2 separate regions of the Homo sapiens genome follow, and region 2 is linked to region 1. A link is an interaction called in ENCODE POLR2A ChIA-PET data of the cell type or tissue named here. Cell type or tissue: endothelial cell of umbilical vein. All regions are shown on one strand. Links, peaks and the distances in the headings refer to the core of each region. The heading gives the core; the rest is flanking DNA.

Region 1 (12,520 bases), core at 5,034-7,533:
CAGAGGAGACCCACAGAGATACAGACTCAGAGAGATAGAGAGACACAGACCTAGAGAGAGAGAGAACAACAGAGACAGAGATAGAAAGAGATAGTCAGAGATAAAAGGAGACTCAGAGAGATGGAGAATTAGCCGGGCGTGGTGGCGGGCGCCTGTGATCCCAGCTACTCGGGAGGCTGAGGCAGGAGAATCGCTTGAACCCGGGAGGCAGAGGTTGCAGTGAACCGAGATTGCACCACTGCACTCCAGCCTGGGAGACAGAGGGAGACTGTCCCCCCGCCAAAAAAGAGAGAGAGAGAGAGAGACAAAGAGACTTAGAGAGAGAGAGAGAGGGAAAGAAAGACAGGGATAAAAGTAGATTCAAAGAGACAGAGAGAAAACAAGAGAAAGGAGACCAATAGAGATCAAAAGAGGTAGTCAGAGATAAAAAGAGACTCAGAGAGACCTAGAGACAGAGAAAGACAGAGACAGAGACTTAGAAAGAGAATGGGGAAGAAACAGAGAGATAGAGGCAGGCGAGAGGCTCCCTAGCCCATCCCCCTCCCCAATTTTCCTCTCTGGGGCACCCCTGGGGTCTGGGGCTCTAACCCTGTCCTGGTCCCCACCCCTCCCCCTAGCTGGTACTTCAGACCCCCTCCACAAACTGGCTGAGTGCCCCCAGTCCCTAACTCAGGGTCTCCTCAGCTCAGAGCTCCGGGGCTCAGCCCTGAGACCTTCTGGGATTCAGGATCCGAATGCCCAGTGGAGCCAGAATCTGAATCCCAGAGGCAGGGACACCATTAATCCTGGAAAGAGGGCACCCCCTCCACCCGGGCCTGAGCTGAGAGCGGGGAGGCTGTCTATATGAAGCCCCCACTTCACACTTCCCACAGGAGAGATTCACCCTGTTTCACAGGGGAGGAAACTGAGGCTTGGAGAAAGACGGGATTGTGGAGAGGTACACGTTTGTTCATCCAGAAAATATGCACTGAGATGGGCGCAGTGGCTCATGCCTGTAATCCCAACACTTTGGGAGCCCGAGGTGGGCAGATCACCTGAGGTCAGGAGTTCGAGACCAGCCTGACCAACATGATGAAACCCCGTCTCTACTTAAAAATACAAAAATTAGCCGGGCGTGGTGGCGGGCGCCTGTAATCCCAGCTACTCAGGAGGCTGAGGGAGGAAAATCGCTTGAACCTGGGAGGCAGAGGTTGCAGTGAGTGGAGATCACGCCACTGCACTCCAGCCTGGGTGACAGAGTGAGACTCCGTCTCAAAAAAAAGAAAGAGAAAAAAATGAGAGCGGGAAAGAAAGAAAGAATACTGGGTATCATATAATTGACTCATAAATATTTCAATTTTTCAATTTGTATCTTTTTTTTTTTTTTTGAGACAGAGTTTCTCTCTTGTTGCACAGGCTGGCGTGCAATGGCGCAATCTCGGCTCACTGCAACCTCCACTTCCTGGGTTCAAGCAGTTCTCCTTCCTCTAACTGGGATTATAGGAGTGCGCTACCACGCCTGGCTAATTTTGTATTTTTAGTAAAGACAGGGTTTTACCACATTGATCAGGCTAGTCTTGAGCTCCTGACCTCAAGTGATTCACCTGCCTAGGCCTCCCAAAGAGCTGGTATTATAGGCATGACCAATTGGTATCTTTAAAAGATAAGGAGGACTATGCTGAAAATTTTAACAATGGCCACCTGCAGTGGCTCATGCCTGTAATCCCAGCACTTTGAGAGGCTGAGGCAGGTGGATCACTGGAGGCCAAGAGTTCGAGACCAACCTGGCCAACATGGTGAAATGCCATTTCTAATAAAAATACAAAAATTAGCTGGGCGTGGTGGCAGGGGCCTGTAATCCCAGCTACATGGGAGGCTGAGGCAGGACAATCATTTGAACCAGGGAGGCAGAGGTTCCAGTGAGCCGAGATCGTGCCACTGCACTCCAGCCTGGGCAACAGAATGAGACGGAGTCTTGCTCTGTCACCCAGGCTGGAGTGCAGTGGCACGATCTTAGGTCACTGCAAGCTCTGCCTCCCAGGTTCACGCCATTCTCCTACCTCAGCCTCCTGAGTAGCTGGGACTACAGGCATATGCCACCACGCCCGGCTAATTTTTGTATTTTTAGCAGAGACGGGGTTTCACCATGTTAGCCAGGATGGTCTCGATCTCCTGACCTCGTGATCCACCCACCTTGGCCTCTCAAAGTGCTGGGATTACAGGTGTGAGCCACCGTGCCTGGCCAACAATAATTTTATTCTATCAGCAAATATCTCATCGGCCTCAAATTTCTATCAAAAGTGTCATAATTTTTTTTACAGTTTGGAGCATGATCCAAATACAGTTCACACATGTATTTGGTTGATATGTCTTTTTTTTTTTTTTTTTTGAGACCGAGTCTTGCTCTGTCACCCAGGCTGGAGTGCGGTGGCGTGATCTCGGCTCACTGCAATCTCCACCTCCCGGGTTCACGCCATTCTCCTGCCTCAGCCTCCTGAGTAGCTGGGACTGCAGGCACCCACCGCCACACCCTGCAAATTTTTTGTATTTTTAGTAGAGACGGGGTTTCACCATGTTAGCCAGAATGGTCTTGATTTCCTGACCTCGTGATCCACCCGCCTTGGCCTCTCAAAATGCTGGGATTACAGGCGTGAGCCACCGTGCCTGGCTGCTTGATATGTCTTAAAGTTTCTTTTAGCCTATAGGTTCCTATCCATCGCTTTCTCTTCTTTTTTTTTTTCGTGTAATTTATTTGCTGATGATGCATTATTTTATTTTAGGTGTATTCAAAAGAACATACACATGGATTTTGTTTATTCTTTGTTGTTTCTATGTATGCAATCTGACAGCCTATGTCTTTTAAGCGATCAGTTTAATTCATTTATATTTATTGTGTTTGCCAACATATTTGGCTTTATTTTCATCACTTTCTTTGATTGTATTTTATAGTTAATATGAATTTTTTCTGCTGCTTCCTTTTCATCTTCTCTTCAACCTTCTGCTGAATTTGCCAGATTTTCTTTGTTCCTTCTCTTTTTTTTTTTTTTTTGAGACAAGAGTTTCGCTCTTTTTGCCCAGGCTAGAGTGCAATGGCGTGATCTTGGCTCACTGAAACCTCTGCCTCCCAGGTTCAAGCGATTCTCCGGCCTCAGCCTCCCAAGTAGCTGGGATTACAGGCGCCCACCACCAAGCCTAGTTAATTTTATATTTTTAGTAGGGATTGGGGTTTTACTACGTTGGCCAGGCTTCAAACTGTAAAAAAAATTGGGTCTCAAACTCCTGACTTCATGTGATCCACCCGCCTTGACCTCCCAAAGTGCTGGGATTACAGGCATGAGCCACCGTGCCCGGCCCAAGCCCAGCCAATTTAATATTTAAAGTAGAGATAGGATTTTACCATGTTGGCCAGGCTGGTCTTGGACTCCTGACCCCAGGTGATCTGTCCGCCTCGGCCTCCCAAAGTGCTGAGATTGCAGGTATGAGCCACCGAGCCTGGCCTTCTTTGTTCCTTTCTTATTCCCCCTCATGATTTGGAAGTTATGCATTCCATTTCTGCCTTTGAGTAGTCACCCTTACACTCTTACCATGTATACTTAGCTTACAATAACTGGAAGTTAATCAACATCTCTTTGTTCCTCCGAATGAGACAAGGACTTCAGATGTGTACATACTGGAGCTTTCCTCCACTCTGCATGTCACTTTTATCCCATATTTGAGTTCTGCCTTGGCACACCTAAGGATGGAGATGAGGACAGGGGGTGGTGTGTGCCCATGTGGGTCACCATTCTCCCAGATGGATGGCAGATGTGGAGATGGATTCCAGAGACCCTAACTGTCTGTGAGTTCAGGCAGGTTCTGCATTGGGCCTCAGTTTCCCCATTTGTAGGACAGCACTGAGTCCCTCTAGGGCTAATATCTGAAGACTGTGAGCTCCCACCCTCTCCCTTCTTCCCACCACTCAGGATGACCAGAGTGCAGGGGCCTCTGGTTACACTGCAGATAATGAGGGGCCTCTGTCGCTAGGCCCACCACAAAATGAGCTTGCAGGAGAACGCGACAGCTAATGTCATTATTTACTTCACTGAGCTAAATAATCTAGGGAATTGCTCATCAGGACCTGATAATTTGATTGGATTTCATGCACAATTAGGTCTTCAGAGCTGAGGCATTAGTCGGCGAGTTCAGGAAAGACACCAACCTCCCTGCTGGAGAGGCTCAAGGTAAGGGGACAACGACGGAGATCCCCAGCCCCAGGAAAGGGTCAGGCGTGCAGGCCAGAGGGAGGCCTGAATTGGCCAAATTCAGTGGATCCAGCCTAGGCTGGAGCTGGAGACCCACCAGTCATAGTCAACTTGACATTGCTTACTTACGAGTTGGTTGATATTAGCAGAATTATTATTATTATTATTATTATTTGAGATGGAGTCTTGCTCTTTTGCCCAAGCTGGAGTGCAGTGGCGCGATCTTGGCTCAGTGCAATCTCCGCCTTCTGGATTCAAGCGATTCTCCTGCCTCAGCCTCCCGGGTCGCTGGGATTACAGGCACCCGCCACCATGCCTGGCCAGGAGAATGATATCACGGGAGAAACAACCATAGTGAACACAGTTAGGTTTGGTCACTTTTGCTTGAGATGTTTATTTTTCTTCTTACATGAAAGAATTCAAGATGACCCCTTAAAATCTAAGTCAGGGCCAGGCTCAGTGGCTCACATCTGTAATCCCGACACTTTGGGAGGCCGAGGAGGGTGGATCACCTGAGGTCAGGAATTTGAGACCAGCCTGGCCAACATGGTGAAACCCCATCTCTACTAAAAAATACAAAACTTAGCCAGGCAAGGTGGCAGGCGCTTATAACCCCAGCTACCCTGGAGGCTGAGGCAGGAGAATCGCTTGAACCTGGGAGGCAGTGGTGGCAGTGAGCCAAGATCATGCCACTGCATTCCAGCCTGGGTGACAGAGTGAGACTCCATTTCAAGCAGAAGAAGAAAAAAATCTAAGTCAGATCTGTCCTTCTCCTGCCTACAGCCCTCTGGCTCCCACCTCCCTCCAGGTCAAAGCTCAAGTCCTCCCAGAGGCCCACCAGGCTCTTTACAACCTTTCCTGCCCCCTTCCTGCCCTCCCCTCCTCCCTCTCTTCGCCTCGTTCACTCTGCCCCAGCCAGACGGGCCTCTTCACTGTCCCTCCAACACCAATACACCAGGTGCGGTCCTGCTCCAGGGCCTTTGCATGGGATGCACCCTCTTCCCAGAACAGCTGTGCCCCCAGATCCCCTCAGAGTTGTCTCATTTTCCTGTTCTAGGTCTCAGCTTAAACGTCACCTCCTCAGAGAAGCCATTCCTGGCTAAAATAACTTCATCCCCACCATTTGCTATGACGTCATCTTGTTAAATTATTACCTAGGCTCAGCACCCCAATCCAAAAATCCAAAATCCAAAATCCAACATGCTCCAATTGAAAATGCTTTGACCGACGAGTTAATGGGTGCAGCACACCAGCATGGCACATGTATACATATGTAACTAACCTGCACATTGTGCACATGTACCCTAAAACTTAAAGTATAATAATAATTTAAAAAAAAAAAAAGAGAAAATGCTTTGACCGCCGACATGGCACTCAAAGGTAATAAGGCTCCTTGCAGCATTTCAGATTTTGGATTTTCAGATTAGGGATGCTCAGCTGGCAAGTATAATGAAAATATTCTGAAATCCGAAAAAATCCCCAATCCAAAACACTTCTTCACCATGGAAAAATGCTTCTGTTCCAAAGGTTTTTTTTTCTTTTTTCTTTTTTTTTTTTTTTTTTTGAGACGGAGTCTTGCTCTCGCCCAGGCTGGAGTGCAGTGGCGCCATCTCGGTTCACTGCAAGCTCCGCCTCCCGGGTTCACGCCATTCTCCTGCCTCAGCCTCCCGAGTAGCTGGGACTACAGGCGCCCGCCACCACGCCCGGCTAATTTTTTGTATTTTTAGTAGAGACGGGGTTTCACCGTGTTAGCCAGGTTGGTCTCGATCTCCTGACCTCGTGATCTGCCTGCCTTGGCCTCCCAAAGTGCTGGGATTACAGGCGTGAGCCACTGCGCCCGGCCTTTTTTATTTTTTATTTTTTTTGAGGCAGAGTCTTACTCTGTCCCCCAAGCCGGAACGCAATGACGCAATCTTGACTCACTTCAACCTCCGTCTCCTGGGTTCAAGTGAGTCTCATGCCTCAGACTCCCAAGTAGCTGGGATTACAGGTATGCGTCAGCACCCCTAGCTAATTTTTTTTTTTTTTTTTTGAGACGGAATCTCGCTCTGTCACCCAGGCTGGAGTGCGATGGTGTGATTTCGGCTCACTGCAACCTCTGCCTCCTGGGTTCAAGCGATTCTCTTGCCTCAGCCTCCCAGGTAGCTGGGATTACAGGTGCCCACCACCATGCCCAGCTAATTTTTTGTATTTTTAGTAGAGACGGGGTTTTGCCATGTTGGCCAGGCTGGTCTTGAACTCCTGACCTCAGGTGATCCACCCGCCTCGTCCTCCCAAAGTGCTGGGATTACAGGTGTGCGCCACCATACTTTTGTATTTTTAGTGGAGATGGGGTTTCACCATGTTGGCCAGGCTAGTCTCGAACTCCCAACTTCAGGTGATCTGCCTGCCTCAGACTCCCAAAGTGCTAGGATTACAGGCATGAGCCACTGCATCCAGCCATCCCAAGCATTTTGGATAAGGGATTCTCAGCCTGTTTTATCCCAGGGACCAGTGTCTGGTGCCCCCACTCTCTTCCCAACTCTGAGCTCCCCAGGATTGTCCCTCTGTCCCAGCCCTGACCCCTCAGTCAGTGTCCAGCTGTGTCCAGTTTTACTTCTCCACAGCCTGGTGGCTCCTCATGAGCCAAACCAAGACGGAGGACTCTCTGGGCCCCAATGCCTGTATTTTGGGGTACATGACCCTGGAGGCCTTTCCTGCGTCATCTCCATCCTATCCCCTCCACAGCACCCATTCCAACATGAGCCACAGGACAATCTTGCCATGTCCAAGTGCACTGACTTTATTTCACCCCCACCCGGCCTTTGCCCATGCTGGTCCCTGTACCAGAAACGCTTTTCCCCAAAGCCTTTTCTTCCTGGCAATCAATTGCCTTCAATAGCTTTGCTTCCAGCTCCTCTTTCTGAGCCCCTCTGGCCACTGCCCACCCAGTTCTGGGTTTCTTCCACCCCAGCCTGAACATGAGGGGCTGTGGGGTGGACTCTGGGAGACCCCGAGGCTCCAGCACTGGCCAAGACTGGCCCGAATACCCCATGATGCCTGCTAAAAGAACCCCCAAAAGCTACTCAGGCGATTATGATCCGAACAGCACTCTGAGTGTCTAGGGCTGGCCACATCTCTCTCCCTCTCTCCCAGTTCTCCATGATGATCTCTCCGTCTCTCCTTATCTCTGTGTGTATCTCTGGGTCTCTACACGTCTCTCTGTGTCTACATCTCCCTCTCTCCCTCTCTCTCTCCCTCTCCCCCCTTTCTCCCTCCGTTTCTCTTTCTCTCTCCCTCCTCTTTCCTTCCCCCTCTCTTTCTCTCTCTCCCCTTTCTCATTCTCTCTTTCCCCCTCTCTCCCCGCCCTTTCTCATTCTTCTCTCTCTCTCCCCAGCCCTCTCTTTCTCTGTCTTCCCCCGACCCCCCACCTGGGTCTCTCTGCTTCTGTATCTTTTTGTCTCTGCTCCTCCCATGGGGCACCAGCTTCACCCACCACCTTCTTCCCCACCCCTCCCTCTTCTCCACTTTCTCCCTTCCCCACGCCACTGTGGATCTGGCACTGGCTGGGCACAGGGGGATGGTCTGGCCTTCCTCCCCCACCTCTCCTGTCTCTGCCTCTCCTCTGACTCAGCCTCTCCTCTGTCTCTGCCTCTCCTCTGACTCGGCCTCTCCTCTGTCTCTGCCTCTCCTCTGCCTCTCCCTCTCCTCTGTCTCTGCCTCTCCTCTGTCTCTCCCTCTCCTCTGTCTCTGCCTCTCCTCTGTCTCTCCCTCTCCTCTGTCTCTCCCTCTCCTCTGTCTCTGCCTCTCCTCTGTCTCTGCCTCTCCTCTGTCTCTCCCTCTCCTCTGTCTCTGCCTCTCCTCTGTCTCTCCCTCTCCTCTGTCTCTCCCTCTCCTCTGTCTCTGCCTCTCCTCTGTCTCTGCCTCTCCTCTGTCTCTCCCTCTCCTCTGTCTCTGCCTCCCCTCTGTCTCTCCCTCTTCTCTGTCTCTGCCTCTCCTCTGTCTCTCCCTCTCCTCTGTCTCTGCCTCTCCTCTGTCTCTCCCTCTCCTCTGTCTCTGCCTCTCCTCTGTCTCTGCCTCTCCTCTGTCTCTGCCTCTCCTCTGTCTCTGCCTCTCCTCTGTCTCTCCCTCTCCTCTGTCTCTGCCTCTCCTCTGTCTCTCCCTCTCCTCTGTCTCTGCGTCTCCTCAGTCTCTCCCTCTCCTCTGTCTCTCCCTCTCCTCTGTCTCTGCGTCTCCTGTCTCTGCCTCTCCTCTGTCTCTCCCTCTCCTCTGTCTCTGCCTCTCCTCTGTCTCTGCCTCTCCTCTGTCTCTCCCTCTCCTCTGTCTCTCCCTCTCCTCTGTCTCTGCGTCTCCTCTGTCTCTGCCTCTCCTCTGTCTCTCCCTCTCCTCTGTCTCTGCCTCTCCTCTGTCTCTGCCTCTCCTCTGTCTCTCCCTCTCCTCTGTCTCTCCCTCTCCTCTGTCTCTGCGTCTCCTCTGTCTCTGCCTCTCCTCTGTCTCTCCCTCTCCTCTGTCTCTGCCTCTCCTCTGTCTCTGCCTCTCCTCTGTCTCTCCCTCTCCTCTGTCTCTGCCTCTCCTCTGTCTCTGCGTCTCCTCTGACTCCGCCTCTCCTCTGTCTCTGCGTCTCCTCAGTCTCTCCCTCTCCTCTATCTCTCCCTCTCCTCTGTCTCTCCCTCTCCTCTGTCTCTGACGTTCTATTTCCGTCTCGCAGGCTCTGGGTGCACATCTCCCCCGGGGCTGCCAACCTCTGGGCTCCACACTCCCCACTCTCCTGCGGCACCCCCCTCTCTGCTACTTCCAGATCCCCCACCTGCTCCTGCCTCCCAGGTACTGAGGCAGAGACGGGAGATGGAGTTTATGAGTTTTTTTGAGGCGGGGTCTCGCTCTGTCGTCCAGGCTGGAGCGCCTCATAGTGGTGCGATTATAGCTCACTGCAGCCTCGAACTCCTGGGCTCTAGCAATCCTCCTGCCTCAGCCTCCTGAGTAAATGAGACTACAGTTGCCTGCTACCATGCCAGCTAATTTTTAAATTTTCTGTAGAGATGGGATCTCGTTACATAGCCCAGGCTGGTTTTGAACTCCTGGCCTCAAGGGGTCTTCCCGCCTCAGCCTCCCAAAGCGTTGGGATTCAGGCGTGTGCCAGAACACCTGGCCCAGGGAGATGGAATTCAAATGGATTTTAAGGCTTCACCTTCTCCCTGGCTGGCTGGGGAGGAACAGAGAGGGAAAGGGGCCTCCCCGAGGTCACACAGCACCTGGCCTGGGACCCCCTGCGGCTTTGAGTGGGAGTCCCCACAGGGCTCCGGATTTGAGTTCAGCAGCCCAACCCTTGCTGTGCGATTGGGGGCAGTCAACTCTGCATCTCGGAGCCTCAGTGTCCTCCTCTGTGTAGCAACAATGGCTGTGCCACCTCCATGGGTGACAGTGAAGCCAGCCAACATAGGGAAGGTGCTTCTGACTTTAGAACATGGGAAATTGGAAGCATGGGAACTACTATAGACATCTATTCCCATTCCCAGGAGGTGGCCGGGCGCTGTGGCTCACTCCCAGCACTTTGGGAAGCTGAGGCGGGTGGTGAAACCCCATCTCTACTAAAAATACAAAATTAGCTGGGTATGGTGGCACATGCCTGTAATCCCAGCTACTCGGGGAGCCGAGGCGGGAGACTCACTTGAACCTGGGAGGCGAAGGTTGCAATGAGCTGAGATCGTGCCACTGCACTGCAGCCTGGGCAACAGAGTAAGACTCTGTCTCAAAAAAAAATTATATATATATATTCCCAGGAGGCGGAATGGGAGGATGGGAGGTGGGGAGGGGCCAGCTTTGTGTGAGACCCTCATCCAGAGGGCAAATTTGTTCTGAGAGAGTGCCCAGGGGTGCACAGACTTGGGGTGAGGCGGCTGGGAAGAGCTTGTCTGTTTCACCAAGAAATAAGTGTGAATGCAGGGAGATGGGGGTGGAGGAGAGCACTGGGGTTGCCTAGCAACAGAGATGAAGCTGACAGACAGGATCCAGACCTGCTGTCCAGGGTCTGGGGGGTTTCAAGAAAGGGGGGTGCTGATATTTGGGATCTTGTGTTTTTCTGGCTGAGAAGGTATCCCCACCATGGCCCTCCAAACTTCAGCAGAGTTGACCCCAGACTCAGGGGTCTTAGGGACCCCGGAGCCTAGAACAGAGAGATTCAGTGGTAGCCGGAGATTCATGTACTCGGGAAAGAAGCAGTGGAGACAAAAGCAGACTCGGCCCCCTTTCCAGCCCCGGCCCTGACAGTTGCAGAGATGTTGATGGCTGAGGAGAACCGGATTGCCATTTATGAACTTCTCTCTCTCTCTTTTTTTTTTTTTCTGTGACTTGAGTTTTGCTCTTGTCGCCCAGGCTGGAGTGCAATAGTGTGGTCTCGGCTCACTGCAACCTCCGCCTCCTGGGTTCAAGTGATTTTCCAGCCTCAGCCTCCTGAGTAGCTGGGATTGCACGTGCCCGCCACCACGCCTGGCTAATTTTTATATTTTTAGTAGAGACGGGGTTTCACCATGTTGGCCAGTCTGGTCTCGAAATCCTGACCTCAAGTGATCCCCCCGCCTCAGCCTTCCAAAGTGCTGGGATTACAGGTGTGAGCCCCCGTGCCCAGTCTATGAACTCCTTTTTAAGGAGGGAGTCATGGTGGCCAAGAAGGATGCCCACCTGCCTAAGCACCCAGAGCTGGCAGACAGGAATGTGCCCAACCTACACGTCATAAAGGCCAAACAGTCTCTCAGATCATGAGGTCATGTGAAGGAACAATTTGCCTGGAGACATTTTTTTTTTTTTTGAGATGGAGTCTCGCTCTGTCGCCCAGGCTGGAGTGCAGTGGCGCAATCTCGGCTCACTGCAACCTCCGCCTTCCGGGTCCAAGTGATTCTTCTGCCTCAGCCTCCTGAGTAGCTGGGATTACAGGCACCCACCACCATGCCTGGCTAATTTTTGTATGTTTAGTAGAGGAGGGGTTTCACCATGTTGGTCAGGCTGGTCTCGAACTCCTGACCTTGTGATCCGCCCGCCTCAGCCTCCCAAAGTGCTAGAATTACAGGCGTGAGCCACCATGCCTGGCCAACTGGAGACGTTTCTACTGGTACCTTACCAATGAGGGTATCTAGTGTCTCCATGATGACCTCCAGCTGCCCTCAGAGAGTGTGCCTGCCACTCTATGCCGCAGCCGTCCAGAGACTGGTAGACCTTGGCCTAAACGTCTGGAGGGTGAGTGCCCTCCAAGACTCCCAAGAGGGGAAGCTGACAGAGACCCACAGGTGGGGCGCTGTGCCCCCTGGTGCTGGCCAGGAAGCCAAGGCTGGGGCTGGGCCAGCAACCGAATTCCAGTTTAGAGGTGGATTTGGTGGTGGACATGGTCAGCCACCTCGGTAAAATTGGAGAGGATTAGTTTGCACTGAATAAACTTACAGCCAGAAAAACAAACAAACAAACAAAAAACAGACTTGGCCCTGTCTTCCTGGCAGTTCCAGCCTCATGGCTGGAAACATATATAATTGTTTGTTTTGAGACAGAGTCTCACTCTGTCACTCAGGCTGGAGTGCAGTGGTGCAATCTCTTTGCTCACTGCAACCTTCACCTCCTGGGTTCAAGGGATTCTCCTGCCTCAGCCTCCTGAGTAACTGGGATTACAGGCATGTGCCACCACACCCAGCTAATTTTTGTATTTTTAGTAGAGACGGGGTTTCACCATGTTGCCCAGGCTGGTCTCAAACTCCTTACCTCAGGTGATCCACCCGCCTTGGCTTCCCAAAGTGCTGGGTTTACAGGTGTGAGCCACCTCGCCTGGTCGGATTCTAGATTTTAGATTGGCCAGTTTGGTCCCAGCTGTTGGGGGCGGGACTGGAGAAGGTGGGAGAGGCTGGGGAAGAGCCCTTGGGCAGAGGGGAGGGAAGGATGGAGACGAGGCAGGAGGTGGGACCTATGTAGAGGGCAGGGCAGGAGGTGAGTTTGATGCCTGCCTGGGGCTGGGGCCTTGGACCTTCCCCTCTAGGCAGCCCTGCCTCTGAAGCTGTTTCTGAGTTTTCTGCCTTCCCCATCCTCTGAATTCCCCTGTCTCTCCCCGCCTCGCTCCCTCTGCTGCCCGTGATGAAGAATGGAATTATATTTTTATAACTTCTTGTTTTTCCTGAACCAAGTTCCATGTGCACTGGGCTAAATTTAAAAAGCGGATGGATGGAGAGATGATCATGTTCACTTTCACTCCCTTGGAAAAAAATAAACGCCTTGATTCAGGTGCCATTTCCCTCGGGGACACTGGGGGCGGGGTGGTGGCCTTTCTGCTCACAGTGACAGGGCTG
Region 2 (2,500 bases), core at 1-2,500, 100 kb after region 1:
ATTCTACAGGTGGGGAAACTGAAGCTGGGAGGTCACTGGAGCTTGCTCCCAATCAGAGCCGAGTGAATGAGCAAAAGGGGTTCAGTGGAGGCAGCCCGGCCCCCGGCCTCCCACTGACATGCTGTGTGATAAGCCCAGCAATTACAGCAGGAAAAGTCACAGAGTGCAGCCCAGAGAACTGCCCGTGCCGTGCTCTGCGAGACACCCGTGTCCTGTGGGAAGGTCCCGTAAGCCAAGGAGAGTAGAAGCCACCTCAGCAAGGGACATACGAAAGGCTCATGGGGCGGAAGACCCCTTGGGAAGGTGGCTTCTGAGTATCACGGCTGTGGGCTGATTTCTGGAGGTCCCTCTCCAACTCGACCCCAAAGAAATGACAGGGGAAAATGCTTCCCTTGTTTCATCCTACTCCATCCAGGCAGGGCCAGCGTGTCCTGCCCTCCAGCCAGAAGGGGCGCAGTTTGTTAGTTCAGCTCCTCCTGAGACAGAAATAAAGACACGAACCAAAGGACATCAGCACTTACAGGGCTCTCAGGTCACACACAGGATGTCCGCGCCCACTGCAGAGCTGCAGGTCCCCTCCAGGGCAGTGGGGAGCCACAAGCAGCGTTAGGCAGCGGCTGGGACCAGGACCGCCTGAGCACTCAAGAACCCCCACTGCCCCAAGCACTGCTGGCAGCAAGCCCAGAAAACTGAGCCCGGGGAGCTCCTCTGAGCGGCCTAAGCACCCCTCTAAGCTGTGCTGCCCCAATTCAAGCCTGGCTCACGGCAGCAAAGAAAAAATGTGACCTTCGGAGCTCCCAAAGGGGCCACCCATAAGCTGAGAGCCTGCCCGGAAGCACTTATAGACCCGCGTGGCTTGTTTTCATTGCAAAGAACAATAAAAATTATCTTGCCTCTGATCACCACTGATAGCCCAAGAAGCAAAAATTCGATCCCGGAGATGAGAAATGAAATGAAACATCGCGAGAAACTTCCAGGAATCTTCTGGATGTGGCTAGACTCTTTAGCTTGAGCTTCCAGACAGGCCGAGGCTTGGTGCTGGAGCCTGGCCCTCCGCTGACCTCTCTTCTACCCGGGGGCACAGCCCGGATTGCAGAGAGGCTGGCGCAAGAGTGAGGGAGCGAGGGCTAGCCTGTGATGGGCTTTCTCCACCTAGCACCACCCTATGCTGTGGCTCAGGGGAGTCAAGAGTTTACACAGCTGCAGAGATGGATTCCAGGCCACTTACTCAAGTCTACCTACTCCTTCCTTCGGCCAATCAGCTGGGTGCCTCTGCGGCCTGTGACACCACCAGCAAACAGCTCCAGACCTCCTAGCATGGTCTCTGTCAAGGCTGGGTGGCAGATCTGTGATCTCCTTTTTAAATTTTTCATTTTTTTTAAGAGATGGGGTCTTGCTATATTGCCCAGGCTGGTCTCAAACTCCTGGGCTCCAGCGATCCTGCCACCTCGGTCTAGCAAATAGCTGGGATGAGAGGGGTGCAAGCCACCGTGCCCAGCTCCAAAGCTCTGTGATGTCTGTGTCTGAGCTGGTGCTTTGGTGGCGAGCGGGGGCGGGGGAGTAGTTGGAGATGGGGGAAGTATTTGGACGCCTAGAAGGAACTGTAGATTCAGTGCTGACTGCAGTTCTGAGTTCAGGCCGACCACAAGGTGATAAGGCAGAAAGAAAGGTGGGAGCCCCTGGCTGGCGTGGGGCAAGGGGCGTATGGGGGTGGTGAGGACAGGGTCCTACCCATGCGCTGGATGGGGAAATGCCTCAAGGTGGACTTTGGGCAGCCGGCCCAGGCCAGGCAAGTGCCCCTGCAAGTGGGGGCTGCCGGGGAAACAGCATGCCACCCTCTGTCCTACCCAAACTGCCCCCAGCACTGCCTGGGCCTTTAGCTTTGATGAGCAACCTTTACAGAGTCACCCAGCAGCCTGTGCCCAGGTGGGACATTAAGTGTGTGCAGATAAGGGAAGGGACACAGATCCCCTTCAGTAACTGACCCCTAAGGCATGTGCCCACCAGACGCTGGGACCACCCGGTTTTAGAGCCCATGGCTGGGCCAATCATAGCCCTTCACACCGTCCCCGTCTTCCCCGGTCCATTCTTCAATTCCCTTCCCAGCTGAGCATGCTCCATTGAAGCAAACAAGCCTAAGAGTATTAGAAAATTGAATACTGAGAAAGGTTCGCAGGGTCGAGGAATTCCTACCGCCTTTTCATCTCGTGCCAGGCCCTGAGACATGGAGTTTACTGACTGCCCCGGGGGGTGCGTGTCTAACCACATTCCATCCACACCTGATTTTAGGGCACTTCTTCAGTTCTGGGATCCTCCTCATTTTCAGGACCAAAATAATGGGCTCACACCTGTAATCCCAGCACTTTGGGAGGCCGAGGCGGGCAGATCACAAGGTCAGGTGATCGAGACCATCCTGGCTAATGTGGTGAAACCCCGTCTCTACTAAAAATACAAAAATTAGCCAGGTGTGGTGACACGCACCTGTACTCCCAGCTACTTG

Evidence for each region. Peaks named below come from ENCODE experiments on the same cell type or tissue, not always from the same donor. Only the 100,000 strongest peaks of a DNase experiment are listed, where the experiment ranks them.
Region 2: POLR2A ChIA-PET joins it to region 1 with 6 read pairs; 3 of 35 experiments call an interaction of 5 or more read pairs at or near these places.

The regions. Positions count from the first base shown.
Region 1 is chr19:4,610,718-4,623,237 of GRCh38, forward strand. It overlaps the pseudogene LOC100287614. Among named protein-coding and RNA genes, the nearest start is that of TNFAIP8L1, 23 kb to the right of the region's middle. RefSeq lists a silencer at 6,066-6,266. In endothelial cell of umbilical vein, for the core only: no CTCF peak of the experiment used is centred there; no DNase peak of the experiment used is centred there; H3K27me3 peaks cover 282 bases.
Region 2 is chr19:4,716,722-4,719,221 of GRCh38, forward strand. The region is part of intron 3 of DPP9 (dipeptidyl peptidase 9); the gene reads right to left. Among named protein-coding and RNA genes, the nearest start is that of DPP9, 5.9 kb to the right of the region's middle. In endothelial cell of umbilical vein, for the core only: no CTCF peak of the experiment used is centred there; a DNase peak (open chromatin) is centred at 960; H3K27ac peaks cover 1,696 bases.